Linked DNA regions of Homo sapiens: region 2 is linked to region 1. Evidence: chromatin contacts called from ENCODE Hi-C or POLR2A ChIA-PET data. All regions are on one chromosome and are shown on one strand. Each heading gives the region's core, a stretch centred on a gene start or an enhancer-like site at or near the end of the contact. The rest is flanking DNA. Distances are from core to core; before and after follow the strand shown. Region 1 overlaps COG7 (component of oligomeric golgi complex 7). Region 2 holds the start of GGA2 (golgi associated, gamma adaptin ear containing, ARF binding protein 2).

Region 1 (4,541 bases), core at 1,054-3,553:
AATAAGATGGATTAATGAACAGACAGAGACAGGGATAGACAGGCAGATCTGCAATAAAGCAAATAGAGCAAAATGCACACTGTACAACGTAGGAGGTGGCTACATGGGTATTCACTGTACAATTCCCTCAACATTTTTATATATTGGAAATTTCTCATATGAAAATGCTAAGGGGAAAAATCTGAAGGAGACACATGTGCCCTGGCTCCTGTGTGCTATACCGACCTTCAGGAGGGGACAGCCCAACTATTATGCTTCCATCCTGAAAAGAAAATGGGCCACAGGCCAACAGTATAAATCAGCAGAAACTCATGTCTCCCAAAATCTAGGATGAGGCCCAAAGAGAAGTCTGAGAAGTCTAAGTTCTTTTTCTTAGATGACGAAAGGCATTCGTATGTATGGACATGAACTGTTTTTATCCTTGTGATACAAGAAGTAGTAGAAGAGGCAAGAACACATGAATAATTTTTTTCTTGGCCGGGCACAGTGGCTCATGCCTGTAATCCCAGCACTTTGGGAGGTCGAGGTGGGTGGTCATTTGAGGTCAGGAGTTCGAGACCAGCCCAGCCAACATGGTGAAACCCCATCTGTACTAAAAACACAAAAATTAGCTGGGAGTGGTGGCGGATGCCTGTAATCCCAGCTACTCAGGAGGCTGAGGCAGGAGAATTGCTTGAACCAGAGAGGCGGAGGTTGCAGGGAGCCAAGATTGTGTCCCTGCACTCCAGCCTGGGTGACAGAGCAAGACTCTGTCTGAAGAAAAAAAAAAAAAAAAAAGAAATATTCTTCTTAAGAAAAATAAAATAAAGTCAGGCATGGTGGCTCATGCCTGTAATCCCAGCACTTTGGGAGGCCAAAGTGGGAGGATTACTTGAGGCCAGGAGTTAGAGACCAGCCTGGGCAACACAGTGAGATCCTTATCTCTACAAAAAAAATTTTTTTTAATTAGCCAGGCATGGTGGCACATACGTGTATTCCTAGCTACTTGAAAGGCTCAGGCAGGAGGACAGCTTGAACCCAGGAGGCCGAGGCTGCAGTGAGCCATGATCATGCCACTGCACTCTAGCCTGCATGACAGAGCAAGACTCTGTCTCAAACAAAACAAAACAAAACAAAATCCTAAGAATGAATTAGGTTAGTTCAAGGAAAAAGAACAAGGATGGAGAAAAGTGCTTTAACCAACAACTTGAATGACATGACCCGGTATAAGGAATTCTCTCCAACCTTAGTCAAATTCATTCCAGCAAATGACTGATGAACATCTGAAGAGTGATTCACAACTATAGTAAAAAATAAAATATGGGGAACGTGACACTAAACCACTCGTAGATGACCTGCTTCTAGGTTGGGGTTTCGTACATAGCAGAGCAGCTCCCTCACTGCAATCTATTTCAATAGCTCTCTATCTGAGTGCTATTGAAAATCAGCCCTCAACACAAGGGTTTGGAGAAAAAAAATAAATAAATAAGAAAAAAATAAATAAAATAAGCCACACTAGAAACAGGCCCAGTAAGTCATTACTGCAAAGTAAGACAGGCTCTTCCCCTGCTTACAAGAGGTTCTACTGTGCCTCCTGTCTCAAGGCAAGAGAACAACGGTTTAAAACCTTTATGGCTGGAAATGCCTAGAGACTTGAGGAAAGTAAATGATGGATAGTTGCCACTTGAAACAAAGTTCCTCTGTCTCTCCTCACTCCTAGTCAGGGGGTACCTTTAAAATTATCTCTTCCCCTACTTCTTGGTGTATCATGAGAACAAGGGAGACTCACTTCAGGTAGGTAAATTTTACCTGAAGTAAAGATAAAAACATTCCTGTTCATTCGAACACCACCTGACGAGGGGCCTCCTGCTTTTAGATGGGAAGAAAATGGCCTTCAGGAATTCCACAGGCTCCCTTGCTGGACAACAGGCGGCATTGTCACATTAGGTCCTATTTAAGTTATAGATAAGAGTGGTAAGAAGAGTTTCAGTGGAGACCTAAAGATTTCACTGACGTGGATTTCTAAGCTTATCTTTTAAACTTAAACCATTTAACTGGTTATCGTTTTTTCTTTTGTTGTTTGTTTGTTTGAGACAGTCTTGCTTGCTCTGTTGTCCAAGCTGAAGTGTAGTGGTGCGACCATAGTCACTGTGGCCTCAACCTCCTGGACGTAAGCAATCTTCCTGCCTCGGTCTCCTTAGTAATTGTGCCACCACACCTGGCTAACTTTTGCATTTTTTGTAGAGTTGGGGTTTCACCGTGTTGGCCAGGCTGGTCTCGAACTCCTAGGCTCAAACGATCCGCCCACTTCGACCTTCCAAAGTGTGGTGATTACAAGTGTGAGCCACCGCACCCGGCCTAACTGGTTATTTTTTAACCCCTTGAATGACAGCAACAAACGGGGAAGTTCTTTGAGCTGTGCTCTGCAGTTGAGGGTGGCCACTCCCGAGGCAGTCACCCGTTCCCTTGTCACCACAGACTCTGTTCTCCCTAGAACAAAAATGAGCTGTTACCTGTGTAGCCCACTGGATTTGTGTGTGCCAAGCACCAAGCAAGGCATCATAGAGTCCGGTAAGCTGCCGGTCCAGGGATAGGTCACTTTGACACAGCTCTTGCCAGGCTGCTAAAAGCTGCACCTGCAGAGACAGAACAAAGGGAACCTTATTGGGTACGTCAACATAGGTTGCCTGTGAACACTGCCCTGCCCTGCTACCCAGCGTAATCACGGATTGCTCAATGGGCTCACTGGGCAGCCCAGTGAGGTCCATTCACTTCAAAGAAAGGCAGGAAAAAAAAAAAAACATTTGCAGTTATCTGCACTGATTCACAGCTTTAATCTGTCACCCTGCGGATGTGATCCCCTCTCCATTTATCCTGCCCTAAAAACATGTAATGTGCAACCACTTGGCACACCATCACTCTTCTGAATAGATGTTGGGGCAAGAGCGGGCAGACATGTATGTTTAAGCTTCATGTCCTAACATCACTGCTTAAAAGACACAGAGCACTGGACTTGAAGGAATTAAGGTCAGTTCAGGAAGCTGTCAAGTTTTTTGGCAATCTAACTTCAGCAAACCTAGAAAACATAAAATTCCAAGCCAGGTGGAGTGGCACGCGCCTGTAGTCCCAACTCCTCACAAGGCTGAGACGGGAGGATCACTTGAGCCCAGGAGTTCAAGGCTGTAGTGCACCATGATCGGATCTGTGAATAGTCACCGCACTCCAGGCTGGGCAAAATAGTGAAACCCTATCTCTAAAGAAAAAAAGAGAAATTCTTACTGCCTTCTGAGGGTGTAATAAAGCTTAAGACATAAATCTCCCTTAAAAGACAAAAATGAGAATAAATTAAAACAACGTTTCAAGTCTATAATGAATCCAGCTGTAAACAGAAAAGAGAATGAAAACGGATAACTTTTTCCAACTGGCAATTAAACAAATCCATATGCTAGACCAAGAGCACCCCCTACTGGCTAACTAAGAGAAAAACAGCCAGAGGGCAAGGAGACAAATGTTCTTACCTTCTGAATTATGAACCTGCGATTCTGTGACCCAGAGTTATGAGCATTCCACAACTGCACAACTGTCATCGCGCACAGCTTCTTACCTTGTGACACTTGTAGTAGTAGGCCAGGAGCTGGGGCATCCGGTCAATTTCAGTAAACACCTTCACAAACACTTTGGACTGATCTAAAGAACATACAATGTATATATACTGTTACCAGCCTTTCTGGTGTAGACATGAGAAAAAACTCACCAGGATGAAGGTGGATATATGGAAGCTAGTATTCACAAGTTCCTGCCTAGATACTGAATTAACTCATGCATGAGGATCATAAATTTGAAAAATAAGCATGACGTGAAAACCAGATACTGCAAGGTATTCCCCACTGTTCCTCACAGAATTCATATTTTAACATGATACTGAGAGGTTATTTATGTCTTTCAAAATTCCTACTTCGATTATACCAGATGGGAACTTTAAAAAAGCAAACACACTGAACTGCTATATGTCAACATATCTGGTGGTTTGAGGAATAAGTAAATAATTTGGGCTGGTCGCGGTAGCTCATGCCTGTAATCCCAGCACTTTGGGAGGCTAAGGCAGGCGGATCACCTGAGGTCAGGAGTTCGAGACCAGCCTGGCCAACATGGCAAAACCCCATCTCTACTAAAAGAAAAACAAAAATTAGCTGAGCGTGGTGGTGCACACCTGTAATCCCAGCTCCTTGGGAGGCTGAGGGAGGAGAATTGGTTGAACCCGGGAGGCAGAGGTTGCAGTGAGCCAAGATCGCGCCACTGCACTCCAGCCTGGCCAACAGAGCAAGACTCCCTCTAAAACAAAGCAAAACAAAAAAACAAAACATAAAATCAAATAATTTGGTAACTATTAGCATTCCACACATAACAATGGATTCTAAGACCCAAGTTATGGGCTTAATATCAAGTAGTTTCTGACATATTTCCCTAAGGGCAGAGGAAATGACTGGGCAAAGCACTTGCTTCCAGGCTCACCGCTGGACAGACAGGAAGGTGGGTTTCAGTGCAGTCTCTGAATAGTGTGC
Region 2 (4,372 bases), core at 1,743-4,242, 77 kb after region 1:
CCTGTAATCCCAGCTACTTGGGAGGCTGAGGCAGGAGAATTGCTTGAACCTGGGAGGCGGACGTTGCAGTGAGCTGAGATCGTGCCACTGTACTCCAGCCTGGACAAGAATGAAACTCCATCTCTCTCTCTCTCTCTCACACACACAAATTAGCCGGTTGTGGTGGCGTGTGCCCGTAATCCCAGCTACTTGGGAGGCTGAGGCAGGAGAATTGCTTGAACCAAGGAGGCAGAGGTTGCAGAGAGCCGAGATGGCACCACTGCACTCCAGCCTGGGCAACAGAGCAAGACTCCATCTCAAAAATAAATAAATAAATAAATAAAAATACATTTAAAAAAAGCTAGAACTGGGGAGGCTGATGTGGGAAAAATGCTTGAGCCCAGGAGAGGGGTAAGCTGCAGTGAGCTGAGATCATGCCGCTGCACTCCAGCCTGGGTGACACAGTGAGACTCTGTTTCAAAAAAAGCTGGAGTTGAAGAACTGTGTCCTTGGGCAGCCTCAGTTCCAGGCACTCCTTTTATCTCCTCCACCTGAGGCAGCTACTTTCTCTTACTCCGGCTACTTTTTTTTTTTTTTTTTGAGACAGAATCTCGCCTTGTCACCTAGGCTGGAGTGCAGCGGTGCAATCTTGGCTCCACCTCCACAACCTCTGCCCCAAGGGTTCAAGTGATCCTCCCACCTCGGCCTCCCAAGTAGCTGGAATTACAGGTGTGCGCCACCACACATGGCTATTTTTTGTATTTTAGTAGAGACGGGGTTTCACCATGTTGGCCAGGCTGGTCTTAAACTCCTGGCCTCAAAGGATTGGCCCACCTCAGCCTCCCAAAGTGCTGCGATTACAGGCATGAACAGCCTTTTTTTCTAATTTTTGCAACTCCAGTCTAAGCCTTCTGTTCTCCATTGCCTCCTAAAACTACTACCTTCTGTCTCTACTGTTTAACTCAAGGATGTCTCATTAAATAACTGGTTGGTTACCAAATTCAAAGTTCTCTCTTCTCCTTCCTCATTCTCCTCCATCTTTAAGGAGCAAAACTACGTTACAACCACATCCCTCCTTTGCTATCAGTGGGTGCCCCTGCAGGTCTCCCCCTGCCTGTTTCTGCTCAGCCTTCAGTCTTCTCTTCCCATCTGCCTCTTCAATGCTGGGGCTCCCCACGCTCTCTTTCCAAACCTCTGCTCTTAATATACGCAAGCTTCTCCCGCAAGCTCACTGCCAATGAACCAGACTCCCAAACCGTACGTCCCACACTTGCCCTCTCCAGTGCCAACCAGCTGCCTAGAGGGCATCTCTTTTTTGACTATGCCACAAGCACCTCAAACTCCACATCTCAACCTTCTCTGCCTAAACCAGCTCCTCCTCACAGGGGAGGCATCTGTAACCCACCAGTTCCTCGAGCCTGAAACCCGCGATCTAGCCTAGATTTCTCCTTGTCCCCTGTCTGCATTCCAAGGCACCGAGGCTGCTGACTACGCCTGCTCATTGCTTCTCCCTCTCCCCACTGCCTTAGTCCTCCTGCGGCCCCCAACCACCACCAAAAGAGCTTTTTAGCCGCTCTCCCTGCCTGAAGTCTCACCCTCTCCGCCCAATTTAGCACCATATGGCTGCAAGTGACGCCTTTAACAGGCTTCCTTGATCAGATTCTCCGGCTGAAAACTCCCAAACAGCAACCCCGCCCTCGGATAAAACATAAACTCCTTTCTGCAGCACACAAGGCTCTTGAAGATCTCGCCCCAATTAGCCGTGCAGCCCCTTTCCCGGATTCCTGAGCTTTAGGCTTGCACTCCAGCGGACTGACCTACTTGTTCCCGGAGTGCTCCACATTCTCTTGTCCCCAGCTTTTGCACACGCAGTTTCTTCTGCCTGGAATGCGGTCGGCTGTGACGACCCCCAGGTAAACCAACTCCTACCACCACAGGTGAAACGAACGCCCTCCTCCTCCTCGCCAATCCCGTTAGTAAGGTGATGTGACTGCCGGCTTGTACCCACTAAAAAATGTTTTGGTGAGCAAGGACCCTGTGTTATGCATCTCAGTGTTCCTGGCACCTAGCAGAGCTGGGTACAAGGGGAATATTCTTTATCCCCTTTGAACCTCAATCCCTCATTGGTAAAACGGAGATAATAATAACCCCTAAGATGACTGTGAAGCTTACAGGAGACATGCAGAAGAATTCTGGCCAAAGGGTTTGAGCCCAACCAGGGTAACATAATGAGACCCCGTCTCTTAAAGGAAAAAAAAAACACACATATATATATATACGCACACACACACACACGTGTGTGTGTGTTTAAAAAAAAAAGTCTGGCCAAAGTAAACACAAAAGGTAAAAAATTTCTTTTTGACGCGGTAGCCAGATAGAGATCTTTCTCAGCCCCAAACAGACTGCATGTCTTGCACGACTGCGTCTCCTTAAGCCTCAAGGTCCCCGCTTCCGTAGTGGGGTTAATAATAGAAGCCAGCTCGGGGTGGGAATGAGGATTAAGCAGGACTAAGCCGCTGTGAGCACAGTGCCTGGCGCAGGGGAAAGCGCAGGTCACGTAGCCATTGGGGTGGGGGTCGGGGTCCTGTGCTGCTGCTAAGTTGGGGGGTGGGCGGAGGGGGAGGGGCAGAGCTCAGAAGGGGGCCGCTGCCCCGGCGGATGCTTGGGGCTCCTCTCGGGGGACCCCTGGGCGATCTTCCCCACCGCGCCGGGCCCAGGCCCCCTACCCGGCCGCCGGCCTCCCCTGCGGCCGCCCGCCCCGAAGCAAGGCCCCGGGAGGCGGGAAGCGAGGCCTCACGTGCGGCGCAGCGGCTGCGCCGAAGGCCTGCCAGGCTACTCACTGAGCCACAGCTCCAGCGACGCTGCCGGGCCCGGGGGACCCTGGGCCGACTCGGTTCCCGCCACAGCCGCCGCCACCGCGGTCGCCGCCATCGCTCCAGCCCCGACGCTGCGGCCGCGGGCGCCACTGCCTCTTCAGCCGCTGTAGCGTCCTGGCGCTCTCCTCTGCTGACTGCGCGGCAGGAGCGGTGGACACGTGACGGGGCGGGGCCGCTGGCGCCACGCCCACCCCAGGCCCCCCCTCCACGCGGGACCGGCCGGAACATTTCTTAGTCCAGATCCCTCCACCCAGCGCTGGTCTTCTAAGACCACTCACCGTACGGTTGCCAGATAAAATACAAGACGCCCAGTTAAATTTGATTTTCAGAAGAACACGAATAATTCTTTTAGCATTTTTATTTTTTAAGAGACGGGGTCTTGCTCTGTCACTCAGGCTGGAGTCCAATGGCGCGATCACGGCTCACTGCAGCCTCCACCTCCTAGGCTCAAGCGATCCTCCCGCTTCAGTCTCCGGAGGAGCTGGGACTAGGGGAGGGCACCACCACGCCTGGCGTGTGTGTGTGTGTGTGTTAGAGACTGGGTTTCACCGTGTGTGTGTGTGTGTGTGTGTGTGTGTGTGTGTGTGTGTGTTAGAGACTGGGTTTCACCATGTTGCCCGGGTGGTCTCGAACTCCTGGTGTTAGAGACTGGGTTTCACCGTGTGTGTGTGTGTGTGTGTGTGTGTGTGTGTGTTAGAGACTGGGTTTCACCATGTTGCCCGGGTGGTCTCGAACTCCTGGGCTACAAGATCCTCTTACCTCGACTTCCCAAAGTGCTTGCATTTATTTTTTATTTTTCTTTTTTTCTTTTTTTGAGACGGAGTCTCACTCTGTCGCCTAGGCTGGAGTGCAGGGGTGCCATCTCGGCTCACTGCAACCTCCACTTCCTGGGTTCAAGCGATTCTCCTGCCTCAGCGTCCCGAGTAGCTGGGACTACAGGTGCATGCCACCACACCCAGCTATTTTTTTTTTTTTTGTATTTTTAGTAGAAACGAGGGTTCACTATGTTGGCCAGGCTGGTCTCGAACTCCTGACCTCGTGATCTGCCCGCTTCGCCCTCCCAAAGTGCTGGGATTACAGGGGTGAGCCACCACGCCCGGCCTATGTGCTTGCATTTTTATTCACAGAAGGGTTTTCCTGGAACACTTTTTTTTTTTTTCAGATGGAGTCTCGCTCTGTCGCCCAGGCTGGAGTGCAGTGGTGCTATCTCGGCTCATTGCAACCTCCACCTCCCTGGTTTCCTGGAACACTTCTAAACTAACATGTCCTGCATTCCTCAATACTCTGCTTTATTTTCTGCATCACACAGTACACCATCGATGTATTATTTACTTGCTTATTCTGTTAAAAGATAATTTTCCCAAAAAAGTATGTCATGATTATCATAATTATGAAATGAATACGTGTTAAATATTTTATTTAATTACATGAGGGAACCAAGCAGATGTTATAATCAATCCAAAAGTGAAGTCAAAGAAGGGCAAATTTATCTGGAAAAAAAGGAAGATAAGACGAAT

What was found. Hi-C counts contacts between places; a loop is a spot of excess contacts on that map. ChIA-PET counts read pairs that join two places held with the same protein, here RNA polymerase II (POLR2A). Pooled maps may share reads with other maps.
Region 2: a map of mammary epithelial cell shows a loop between it and region 1 (4-fold over the local background). The contact joins the promoter of GGA2 here to the enhancer-like site in region 1. A Hi-C loop is called at or near these places in 2 of 168 maps with a recorded cell type or tissue (K562 and mammary epithelial cell) and 9 of 50 pooled maps. POLR2A ChIA-PET finds 5 or more read pairs at or near these places in 1 of 52 experiments (MCF 10A).

Annotation. Positions count from the first base shown.
Region 1 is chr16:23,431,053-23,435,593 of GRCh38, forward strand. It overlaps COG7 (component of oligomeric golgi complex 7), which reads right to left. Exons shown (of 17, transcript NM_153603.4): 5 at 3,584-3,666; 6 at 2,493-2,615. Among named protein-coding and RNA genes, the nearest start is that of COG7, 20 kb to the right of the region's middle. Within about 2 kb of position 2,304, at least 3 of the 41 ENCODE cell types and tissues checked have a DNase peak (open chromatin) inside an H3K27ac peak, as active enhancers do.
Region 2 is chr16:23,507,502-23,511,873 of GRCh38, forward strand. GGA2 (golgi associated, gamma adaptin ear containing, ARF binding protein 2) reads right to left here and starts at 2,993. Exons shown (of 17, transcript NM_015044.4): 1 at 2,820-2,993. The coding sequence starts at 2,910. RefSeq lists silencers at 2,680-2,849, 2,920-3,149, 3,220-3,269.